2 separate regions of the Homo sapiens genome follow, and region 1 is linked to region 2. The links are chromatin loops, found by intact Hi-C in ENCODE. Cell type or tissue: Panc1. All regions are shown on one strand. Each heading gives the region's core, and the rest is flanking DNA. Links, peaks and the distances in the headings are about the cores only.

The links. Peaks named below come from ENCODE experiments on the same cell type or tissue, not always from the same donor. Only the 100,000 strongest peaks of a DNase experiment are listed, where the experiment ranks them.
Region 1: it touches region 2 in a loop (2.3-fold over the local background); 2 of 110 quality-filtered maps call a loop at or near these places.

What each region holds. Positions count from the first base shown.
Region 1 is chr1:90,701,877-90,707,266 of GRCh38, forward strand. No RefSeq gene overlaps it. Among named protein-coding and RNA genes, the nearest start is that of BARHL2, 13 kb to the right of the region's middle. RefSeq lists an enhancer at 4,169-4,963. In Panc1, for the core only: no CTCF peak of the experiment used is centred there; no DNase peak of the experiment used is centred there; H3K27me3 peaks cover 836 bases.
Region 2 is chr1:90,112,580-90,117,969 of GRCh38, forward strand. LOC105378848 (a long non-coding RNA gene) reads left to right here and starts at 2,593. Exons shown (of 3, transcript XR_947587.2): 1 at 2,593-2,814; 2 at 5,269-5,370. In Panc1, for the core only: CTCF peaks have their summits at 2,166 (motif pointing right) and 2,366; a DNase peak (open chromatin) is centred at 2,162; H3K27me3 peaks cover 1,124 bases.

The sequences.
Region 1 (5,390 bases), core at 130-5,129, 590 kb after region 2:
TTTAATATATTTGAATTGCCTGTGTGTACTATTTCTTTCATATTTTTAAGATATGTGCAGTGTGATTATTTTAAGGGTATGAGACCTGGAACAATACATTTCAGACTTTTTTTTTTACAAGTAGAGTTCTTTGTAGTTGAAATTTGAACAAGAGGCGTGATAATGAGTAGGTTGAGGGAAGGAAAGGTGTTATCTCATTAAGGTAATTACTAAGACATCCCCACTATTATATCAGTTTGAAAATGTGGCAATTAAAGCGCCCTACATGGGCTCCTGGAGACAAGAGAACAAGACAGTTCTCTTGGAACTTCTGTAGTACGGTTAATGTGTGTCATGTAAATGAAAGGGTAGACTATTGCTATTTAATTCTTTTCCTCAAACCCCCTACCCTCACCCTCAAATTTCTTTGTCAGTTATGGTTCTTTTTTTTTTTCTTTAACCTGAATTTAGCTCTCATGAAAGGTGCTAGATTGACAACCCCCAGAAGCTAGAGCCCTCTACTTACCCACAGAATAGTTGGAGCACAGAAAACAACAGGGTAAGCTTGGCAGGCAACATGCTACCAACCTAAGTCAAAAGAGATCTGACCTTCCTTCCCACTCTTTAGTCAGGCAAGTCTCTTGCTCTGATGAGAAGGCTGTCAAATTGATACCCGAAGTAAGGAAGCCTTAAAATACACGTAAGAAAAATGGTAAATGATGTTCGTAGCTTACTTCACTACAACCTATACAGGGTAACTCAGGTGGTAACTCAATTTACACAATTCAGTGAAACCACTACCTTTGGTCACTAATTCATTTGGTCACTAATTCATTTCCCCTCCTGAGCTGGTCATCTTGCTCTTGCTCTTTCTTTGCTTCCACTCAAGATCAATAGTAATGTGATATACCAAATAACACACAGAAACCATTCTCAAAAATCTTGCTTTCATGGTCATTGAAATATTATTTTAAAATACAAAAATTAGTTGAGCATGGTGGCACACACCTAGAGCCCCAGCTACTCGGGGGGGCTGGAGTAAGAGGATCACTTGAGCCCAGGAGGTTGAGGCTGCAGTGAGCCACGATCCCACACCACACTCAAACCTGGGCAACAGGATGAGACCTTGTCTCTCTCTCTCTCTCTCTCTCTCTCTCTCTCTCTCTCTCTCTCTATATATATATATATATATATATATATATATATATATATATAAAATATATATACATATACATGTATATATATTACACATATAAATGTATAATATATATACATGTATAATTTAACTCAAAATTTAAAAAAGAAAATAAATGTCCAGCAATGGAAGGATGGTTGACACACCTATGGTACTTTTTTTTTTTTAGCCACTACACCCGAGTTATTTTTTAATTTTTTGGTAGAGATGGAGTCTCACTATGTTGCCCTGGCTGGAGTGCAGTGGCACAATCACAGCTCACTGCAGCCTCAACCTCCTGGACTCAAGCAATCCTCCTGCCTCAGCTTCTCATGTAGTTGGAACCACAGGTGTGTGCCACAACATCTGGCTAATTTTTAATTTTTTTGCAGAGACAGGGTCTCACCCTGTTGCCCAGGCTGGTCTCGAACTCCTGGACTCAAGCAATCCTCCCACCTTGGCCTCCCAAAGTGCTGAAATTACAGGTGTGAGCCACCGCACCTGGGCACAATTATGACACATTTATGGAAGAGATTATTATATATCAAATATCACACTTACAAAGAGTTTTAAATAATATAAAGAAATATTTGTATTACATGGGAAAAACATATACATCCCAAATGAAATATGACACAACTACATAAAAATGCACTGCAAAAATCCAGAAATTATAAACCAAATGGTAGTAGTGAGTGGTAGAAGATGAGTTTTTTTCTTCTCTCTACTTTTTAGCATTTTATAAATCTTCTACAGTTAGCAGGCATTATCTATACAATAGGAAAGTTATTTTAATGATTTTCACAAAAAGTCTGTTTCTTTTGTAGTAGAATTTGACCACATAAATTTAACTCCATTAAAATTGAAGGTCAAGAATCACCTGAAAGTGCTGTAATCCTGCGTTTTCTGTTTTCTTCCCTTTTGTCTCCTATCCTTACAGGAAAAAATAAAAATGGGAGAGGAGAAAAACCATTAAGCAAATACATTGTAGAAAAAAACTGAAGTTTAGAATAGGTATTAAACTGGATGACTTTTGAGATTCCTTCCAGTCCTGGGTTTGGATCAAGATCAGCTCTGCTTAAAATTCAATTACTTATTAATGTGGATGTTGGAAATATCCTCTGCCAAATTTCTGGACAGAACCGAGTACCAGTCATGTTCCTCTAAGGGACTAGATCATTCACGAGAAGAAAAGAAAAGCCCGTAAAACATGTTGCCAAATAGAAGGGATCCTTCTTGAAATGCCAATGCCTTATGTGGCACTTGTGTATAAAAAGCAGTGTTTTGAATAGTTGGGTTTTTAAATTATGTTCCAAAATATTAATTAATAGTAAGATCCAACGCATTTACAAGCTTAAATGTACATGGTCATCTTTTCATCATTGACATTTCTCAATGGAAATGTTTATTTGACCTGTCACCTTCGGCCACATGAAAACACCCCAGACATGTGAAATAACAAAGTAAAAATCAGGAGGACAAGGCAGGCAGGGAATGGGGAGCTGAAAGGATTCTGCAAACCTGGGCCTTAAAAGTCTCCCAGCAGGCCACAACTTTCCTCTTTTGAATTCGCCCACCTGACACTTCTTACCAGACCCTTGGCCATCATGTCTACTATCAGTTTCTGAAATGAAAGCAGTCATTGTTGCTTTACTAAATGAGGTGGAAAGGTCTTAATGTTTATATATAAATTCTAATCTAATTCTGCCCCAATAAATTTCTTGGTGGGAGGACTTTCAGCATGTGAGAGGCACTGTACCTTCTGCAGGAAAAATTAGGCCATGAGACTCAAGATCGGCTGTGCGGAGCTGCCTAATATCATCCCTTATGCGCCAGCAGGGGCAAAGAATTTTAACTCAAAATAATAATAGGAGACGGGTAAGAGGAAATGGATAACAGAAGTTTGGGCCCGGCTCTGCAACCAGGCACGCCCAGGTAGCTGCCACTCAATGGCTGAAGAGAAGGCAATGGGAGAGCCCCTGCAATCGCGCAGCCAGCCGCGAGGGTAGTAGTCACGTGATGCCGCTGGCTAGAATTGTTTGGTGCGAACATCTGGCTCTTGGTGGTCATCTCTAATGTGTGTTAGAAAAGTTTGTGGGGCAATCAGAAATGTGGATTCCCAGAAATTTCCAAAGCAATCCAGAAAAGAAGGAAGACAAAGGGAAGTGTGCTATCCCACGGTTATCCAATTGTGCTTTATGTGACTTTCTGGGCCAATCTATCAATGCATAGTAATGAAAGATTATGTGAAATTTATGTGTCTATTCACATATGATAATGTTTAATGCAATGCCTCAGTGTGTTCACTCAAGGCCAGTGAGAAAGTAGGTGTCCCTTTAAAATCCTCTTAATTTAATGGAAACAATTTGGTAAGCTTTCATTAATAGAACATTTGTGGGAAATAAAACAGATGAATAAGAAGGTGACGCTTTAAAGTGGCTACAGCTCTGATGCACCCTACTTCCAGTGGGAAACTGTCTTTCTTAATATCTAGTCTGGAATCTCTCTGCTCATCAGTTTGCAGATACCCAGTCTGCAGGAGGCAAGAGTTGGTTCAAGAGGAAGTTGGGCAATCAGATTATCAATGCTACTAACAAACATTATTTGCATTTTTCAGAAATTATGACACGGCAATTTTATCAAATTGGAGATATATTTAAAATCAAAAGCTTAAAATTAAATCATTAGAAAAACTGTTCACTCTACAGGAAACCTAGCTAATGTGCTTGGGAGACTCTGACATTTGAAAACTATACCAAATAACTTAGCTTTCCTGCAGTAGGAAGTGAATAGCACGGACTTCCACATTTTTTCCTAACACTCTGTCAGCTGATTTGTTTTAGAATGCAGACCATTTTTACACCACAGGCACCCTAATTTTGTATTATAGGAGTGGGGAAACAACGCACCACTAATATCTAATTCCTCTCTCCTAAAGAGGCATTATAAATGTACATTGTTTTATAGAAAACTTTCCCTACTAGTTCACGTGAGGATGGACTGTGCCTGAATGGGCGCCCTGGAACACCTCTTCCTCCAGTCCCCAGAGGCTTTGGGGGAAACCCCGTCTCGCGAATAACGCTTGAATCTACAGACATGGATAATCCATTGCACTACATATGTCTACTGGTTCCTAAATTCCACTTAGCATTTTCGTACCTCCAACTATAGTGGGAAGGAGGAAGAGAAGAGCCAAAGGGGAAGTAGGGGGTGATCAACAAAGAGGAGTTGACTTCCAAGAATTGAAGAGAAATCTGAAGGAGGTATCATTTGCAGCCATGAGGTCTTTAGAGCGGTGGGAGTGAAGCTGGATGCAGATAAGAGCTCCCATCTGAGCAAAGATTATTTTATTGTCTTCACAGGAGAAGAAGGCTTTATATTCCCTCCAGAGCCCCCCGAGATGTGAGAGAAGGGCCCTGCTCTGTAGGCCATCCCAAGTACCGTCCTTGAAAGCGTCTGGATTCCCGTCCCAGGCCTATAGAGCCCCTGTCCTGATGCGCCCATGCCTCCCTGAAGCGCTGTCTGTACCCGGGCGCAGGAACTCGTGGCGGCCGGGCGGTCCTGAAGGTGGAGGAGCGCGGGGCCCAGCTGGGGTACGCGCCGAGCAAGAACCCGCACGGAGCCGGCGCGCCGCGGCTGGGCTTCAAGGCCGCCGCGCCAAATCCCTGGCTGCGACGTGTATGCGAATCGTTAGGAGGAGGCGGGAGGACAGCCACACTGAGGGCCTCTTCACTAAAGAATGAAGTCTGACGGCGGGAATGGGGGTGGGTGGGGGCGGGAATCCATCAGCTCCACAAAGTGACAGGGCCCTTTTATCGTAAATCAAGTTCAATCTCGCTCTCGCGAAGGTCCTCTTTTTTCGGCGGAGCTCCCGCAGGGGCGACTCGCTGTCCCAGACCAGATAGTAGCAAGAGCTGGGAGAGACCCAAATCTGCAGGGAGAGGGCGCGGGCTGAGAGCCGCGGTGGGGAGCAGGGCCTGGGCCCAGCGCGACCTGCAGGGCTGCTGCCTCGGGAGCGCTTCTGCTCTGCCTGCGGTGGCCGAGGCGGCGGCTCGCCGAGCGCGCTCCGAGCTGTGCGAACAGAGGAAGTATGTGCCAGTTAGAAGGGTTCCGCCGGCCACCTCGTCGCAGCCGCGGCGCAAGGTCTTGGAGCCGCAGACCTGAGGCCCGGCTCCTCCCTCCTCGGCTTCCACTAAGAACTTATTAAATAGGGACGATTCACAGTTGATCTGTCACT
Region 2 (5,390 bases), core at 94-5,093:
AGGTGGGAATTGAACAATGAGAACACTTGGACACAGGGAACATCACACACCGGGACTTGTCGTGGGGTGGGTGATGGGGGGAGGGATAGCATTAGGAGAAATACCTAATGTAAATGACGAGTTAATGGGTGCAGCAAACCAACATGGCACATGTATACATATGTAACAAACCTGCACGTTGTGCACATGTACCCTAGAACTTAAAGCATAATAAAAATAAATAATAAAAAAAGAAAGAACAAGATTAAATCCTACTCAAGCAAGAGTTTGTCTTCTGTAAACCATGATGACCATGGTGACTAGAAGATGAAAAACTGAAAGTCAACAACAAGTACAATACTTTAAAATGAAGAGTCTAATTGATTGATTGATTGATTGAGACAGGGTCTCACTCTGTTGCCCAGGCTAAAGTGCAGTGGTGTGATCTCAGCTTACTACAAACTTTGCCTCTCAGGCTCAAGCCTCAGCCTCCCAAGTAGCTTGGATTACAGACACATGCCACTATGTCTGACTAATTTTTATTTTTATTTTTGTATTTTTGGTAGAGCCGGGTTTTGCCATGTTGCCCAGGCTGGTCTCGAACTCCTGAACTCAGGGTGATCCATCCACCTCTGTCTCCCAAAGTGCTGAGATTACAGGCATGAGCCACTGTGCCAGGCCAAGAGTAATTTATATAGAGAGTCACTGATAGACTTACAGAATATTGGAGCTGAAAGGATCCAGACTGTAGATGTATGACTTGCCCAAGACCACATAGGGTACTAGCAGGTCTACTAGAGCACATGACGACAATATACTTACACAATAATTTAATTTTAGTTTTCTTATTTTTTTTTGAAAAGGAAAGGCATATTGTTGTGTAGATGTGTTTAAAATTAAGAAAGGAGAATACAATTTTCTATTAAGTAAATATACTAAAATATAAATATTTTACTTTACATTTATGGGGAGAGTTAATTCAAATGTAAGTGTCACCAGTGCTGAGTGTGGAAATACCATCACTGCATATCTAACTGGGAATGATTTACTGAAGAAAGCACAAAACCATCAGGGAAATTGCTTCTGCAAAAAGAAATTGGTCTGTATGGCTCACACTACTTTCAGAGGACTTTCAATGGCTGTAGAACCTTGTTGAAACTCAAGTCTTACTTTCTTGGGGAGTGGAGCATTCCTGTTTTCCCAATATGGATCAGGTACACCTTCTACCTGCTTCTGGAGAGTACTATGTCTCTCTTCATCGTAAGGCTTCATAATTACCTGATTGCGTATCTGTTTCCCTCATTCGATTACAGGATACATATGTTTTGGAACCAGGCCCATCCTTTTCACCATTATATCCAAAATGACTAGCAGAGTGTGGGTTTAGAGCAGGTAGCCATGAAGTTCACTAAAAGACGTAACAGAAGAATGAATAAATGCTCTAATAAGATTGTGTCTTAGGAGGAAATTTGCACTGTCAGGGTTTACGAAGTCTAGAATACAATTTAAAAAATGCTAAATGCCTGTTTCTGCTAAATGAATAAAATGTACTAGAATTGCGTGAAGAAACTTGAAAGTAGAGATTTTCCTTTGCTGAATTAGAAGTGAGTAGTTGAGTTTTCTATTTGAAGATATAACAATATTCTTATATTGTTAAAGAACATTAGAAATCTTGACTTTTACAGCAAAATAAATATCTAGAAGTGAAGTATTGATTATTAATGCAAATATTCTGTGGAATATCTACCACTTGTTTTACGTTTTTTTAATTGACAGAGTGGGAGACCATATTATCACCCATTTTATTTTATACAAATTCTTTAGCTGCATCACTAGCTAAAACAAATAAATGTATCATACTTTAATATCAATTACTATTATTGGATTATCAAATGTAAAAGCCTAAAAATATCTAAATATCACACGGGTTGAGCTATCCCTACCATGGTAATTTAAATATGTTACCTATTTACAAGATACTTTTAGAAAGAAAATATAGGCATTATTAACAAAGTAAAAATGAAATAGATATTTTAATCTAGAATAACTGTGGTTTCTAGTTGAAGATTTTACTTGGTTAATCTTATTTGGGTGTCTTTTCTTTGAAGTTATGAATGCTTTGTAATCTTAGGGCCTTTTGTAGCCTTTAACAGAGTTTTCTCACTAGAGGGCAGCATTTGACTAAATGTCCATCCAAACAGAAGGTTTTTCTGGTGAACTGGGAATATCCATGCAGATCACTTTAATAACTCAGTTAGCAGACTTACATGGATTTCTAATTCGATTTGTTGGGCTGGGACCCAATTTGGTTTGATAAGCCTTTAGAAAGGAATTTTAGGGATTTATTCCAGTAATAAATATGAATTGTTTTTAGATAGGTATTATATCAGGTTTGTGAAAGTCATGCTTACCCTAGAGCTTCTATTGCCTAGCCTTTTAAATGCACGTAAATTATTATATTAAATTATTTATTATTGAAACTGAATAAAAAAAGAATCGGGTTACTGTTTTATAAGCCCCCCTCCCTTTTTTTTTTTTAAAAAAACTCTTCAATTGTATCTATTTCTCAGTTAATCTTATCTATATTATTTCTCTGGGAATTTTGTTTTGAAGTGTGAGCCCTGCAGAAGTGTTATGGATGACTGCAAGAGCTGCTAGTGGAGGTCTGTAACATGGAAGATGCTCTTCCTTTGATCTGAGCCTTGAGGATAACTGATGCTCAGGGACAATGCTTTTACCTCCTGAAGAGCATCCTCAGAGTCTGGTCCACAGTCCACGGAGTGAGGTTGAGGACCCAAAAAGGTAGCCTCATTCTTGATTTTGGCTGTCAAGAGGGTAAGCCATTGCTTGGTTCTCATTATTATTCTGTCAGTGTTGGGACAAAATTTCTTCGATTTTTCAAGATAGAGTTGAATGTGTAGTGGAGACATCTGGGATATGCAGTTTTTCATAGAGATTGGATATGACAGCCAATTACCAAAATACATCCCACCATTAGTTAATCGCAGTATTGCTATGGAAGCCAATGTTGGAGAAAATGGCTTTATCTTAAGTGGCCATTTAAATAGTCTTTTTTGTCCAATGACTTATTGCTCAAAGGAACCATTCAAATAGTTGCAACAGAAATTCATATTCACAAACATACAAGTATAGTACCACATAAGTACATACAATTATGTATCAATAAAAAACATACAAGTATAGGTGTATGTACACATACGTATATATTGTACCATTTAATTTGTATTTTCAAGTTTTTATATAAATTTATTTTGGTGATGACATGTTTTCTAGGTGAAAGTGATAATTACATTTGAATCCTTATAACATTGAAAGAGACACTTCTCTTCCTGTTCCAATTCAAATTTGGATGAAATATCAAAAGTAATTTTTAAAATGCTCTTTTGAGATGTTATACTGGGCTTCTAATGATGTAAGCAGAATTAAATTTCTCAAACATTGTGATGGTTGCACCAGGTAATTTAGGAACAAATACTTTTCTCAAAAAGTCCAGAGAAAATCTAAAAGCAGAAATGTTATTGCATAAGGCACGCAAGCAGAATTTTTTTCATTTTTGTGTTCTTTGGACCTTTGTGCGTATAGTCACATAACAATAACCAGACCCTGCCCAATTCTTTTTCACTATAGATCAATTTGGGAGATTTTCACCACTTCCTTTCTATTTTTTGTGTTTTATGGGGCTTTAATAGCCAGCATACTTTTGCAAAAAAAAAAAAAAAAAGGCATAACTTAAACAGTGTACCCAGTTGTTCCAGGGCTAACTCTATTTTATTTGGTATTTAGAACATATTTGATATTAATATTTACATATTTTTCAGAATTAGAATTAAAGGCTTTAATGCTCTCTACTGAGCATTGTTTCTCTTTAAAAAAAATCAAAAGGAAATAATCTAACCAATTAGATTCAATGAATAATAATGCTTAGATATAAGTAACTGATCAAATGCTAATTTTCTGTTCAGATTTTTATGTTTTTAATGAATGTTTTTGGCAACCTCAGGGAATGCAAGGAATCAAAATGATCCATTTCTACATAACTTCCTCTTCAAGTGTTTGAAGTCTATTTCTTACACTTCCAACCACTTTCTCTGCCTCTCTGTTTGGATAATATATGTCTGTGGACAAAGTGAGAGATACAGAAGTTAGAGGGAAGAAGGAGAATTTCCAAGTCGCCGAAACCTTTGTTCATTCATGGAGCAAACATATGTCGAATGCCTGCTTAATGACATGGACAGTGCTAGGCACTGGAAACACACATAAATAAGATGCAGTCTTTGCCTTCAAAAACTCATAGTCAAGTACAGGCAACAAAAAAGTCAATTGTTGTGGTCCAGTGTGACAGGTGCTTTGATAGAACATATTGCCTGGCTATTATGGAATCATACAGTGAATGGGGTGAATGGGTATCTAAACTCTAAAAATCACGGAAGACTCACCTGGTATTAGCTTGGTACAAAAGTAATTGCGGTTTTTGCCATTACTTTTAAATGGCAAAAACCACAATTCCTTTTTTCACCAATGTAATAAAATGATTCAGGAAGGAACTGGTAGGAGTTAGTTAGAAGAAAGAGGGAGAAAATGAAGGTGGAGGAGAAAGGAGTTTCAGATGGAGGAAACAGCATGTGTGATGTAATGGAAGCAGGAGACAGGATTGCAGGCTGGGAATCACAAGCAGTCACATTTGCTTGGAATAAAGGGGTCTTGTGGAATTATGGAGGCAGGAGCTCCATCATGAAGGGCTTTGTTAAAGATGTATGTTAACACCATTTATTTCCTCTTTACAATTGCCCTGTTATCACCATGTGGCATAGTGATTTGGGCTCCCAACATATGATTTGTGGGAAAGACTGTTGGGACAACATATTTAGCCTAAGGGATTAAGGGGAAAGATCAGCAGTAGAGGGGATGAAAGAAGAACTAATACTTAGGGAATTCGCTAAAAGTATGAAATCTGCCGGGGTTTTAATCTCAGCTCTGTCACTTTCTAGCTGTGTCAACTTGGGAAAGTTATTTAGCCTCTCCATACCCCAGTTACCTTATCTGTAAAATGGCAATAAGAATAATCCCTACCTTAATAGGGTTATTATGAGGATCAAATGAATTTTTGTTTTGTGAAGCTATTAGAACTGTGGGTTTGTTAACATACTAATAAACCTGTTTATAAGTAAAATATTGAATGCCTACTGTGAACCTGGCATTTTCATAACGTCACTTCATTTTGACCTTATTCTACCTCTCTGAGTAACTATTATTCACCCATGTTCACAGATTTTAAAAACTGAGGTTGAAAAGGAGTTGGTAATTGGCTCAGGAGTTCATGGACGCAAACCCTTGACTGGAGCCCATGATGTCACCTGGAGAGAGAGACAAGTAAGTGTGACTCTGGCTTA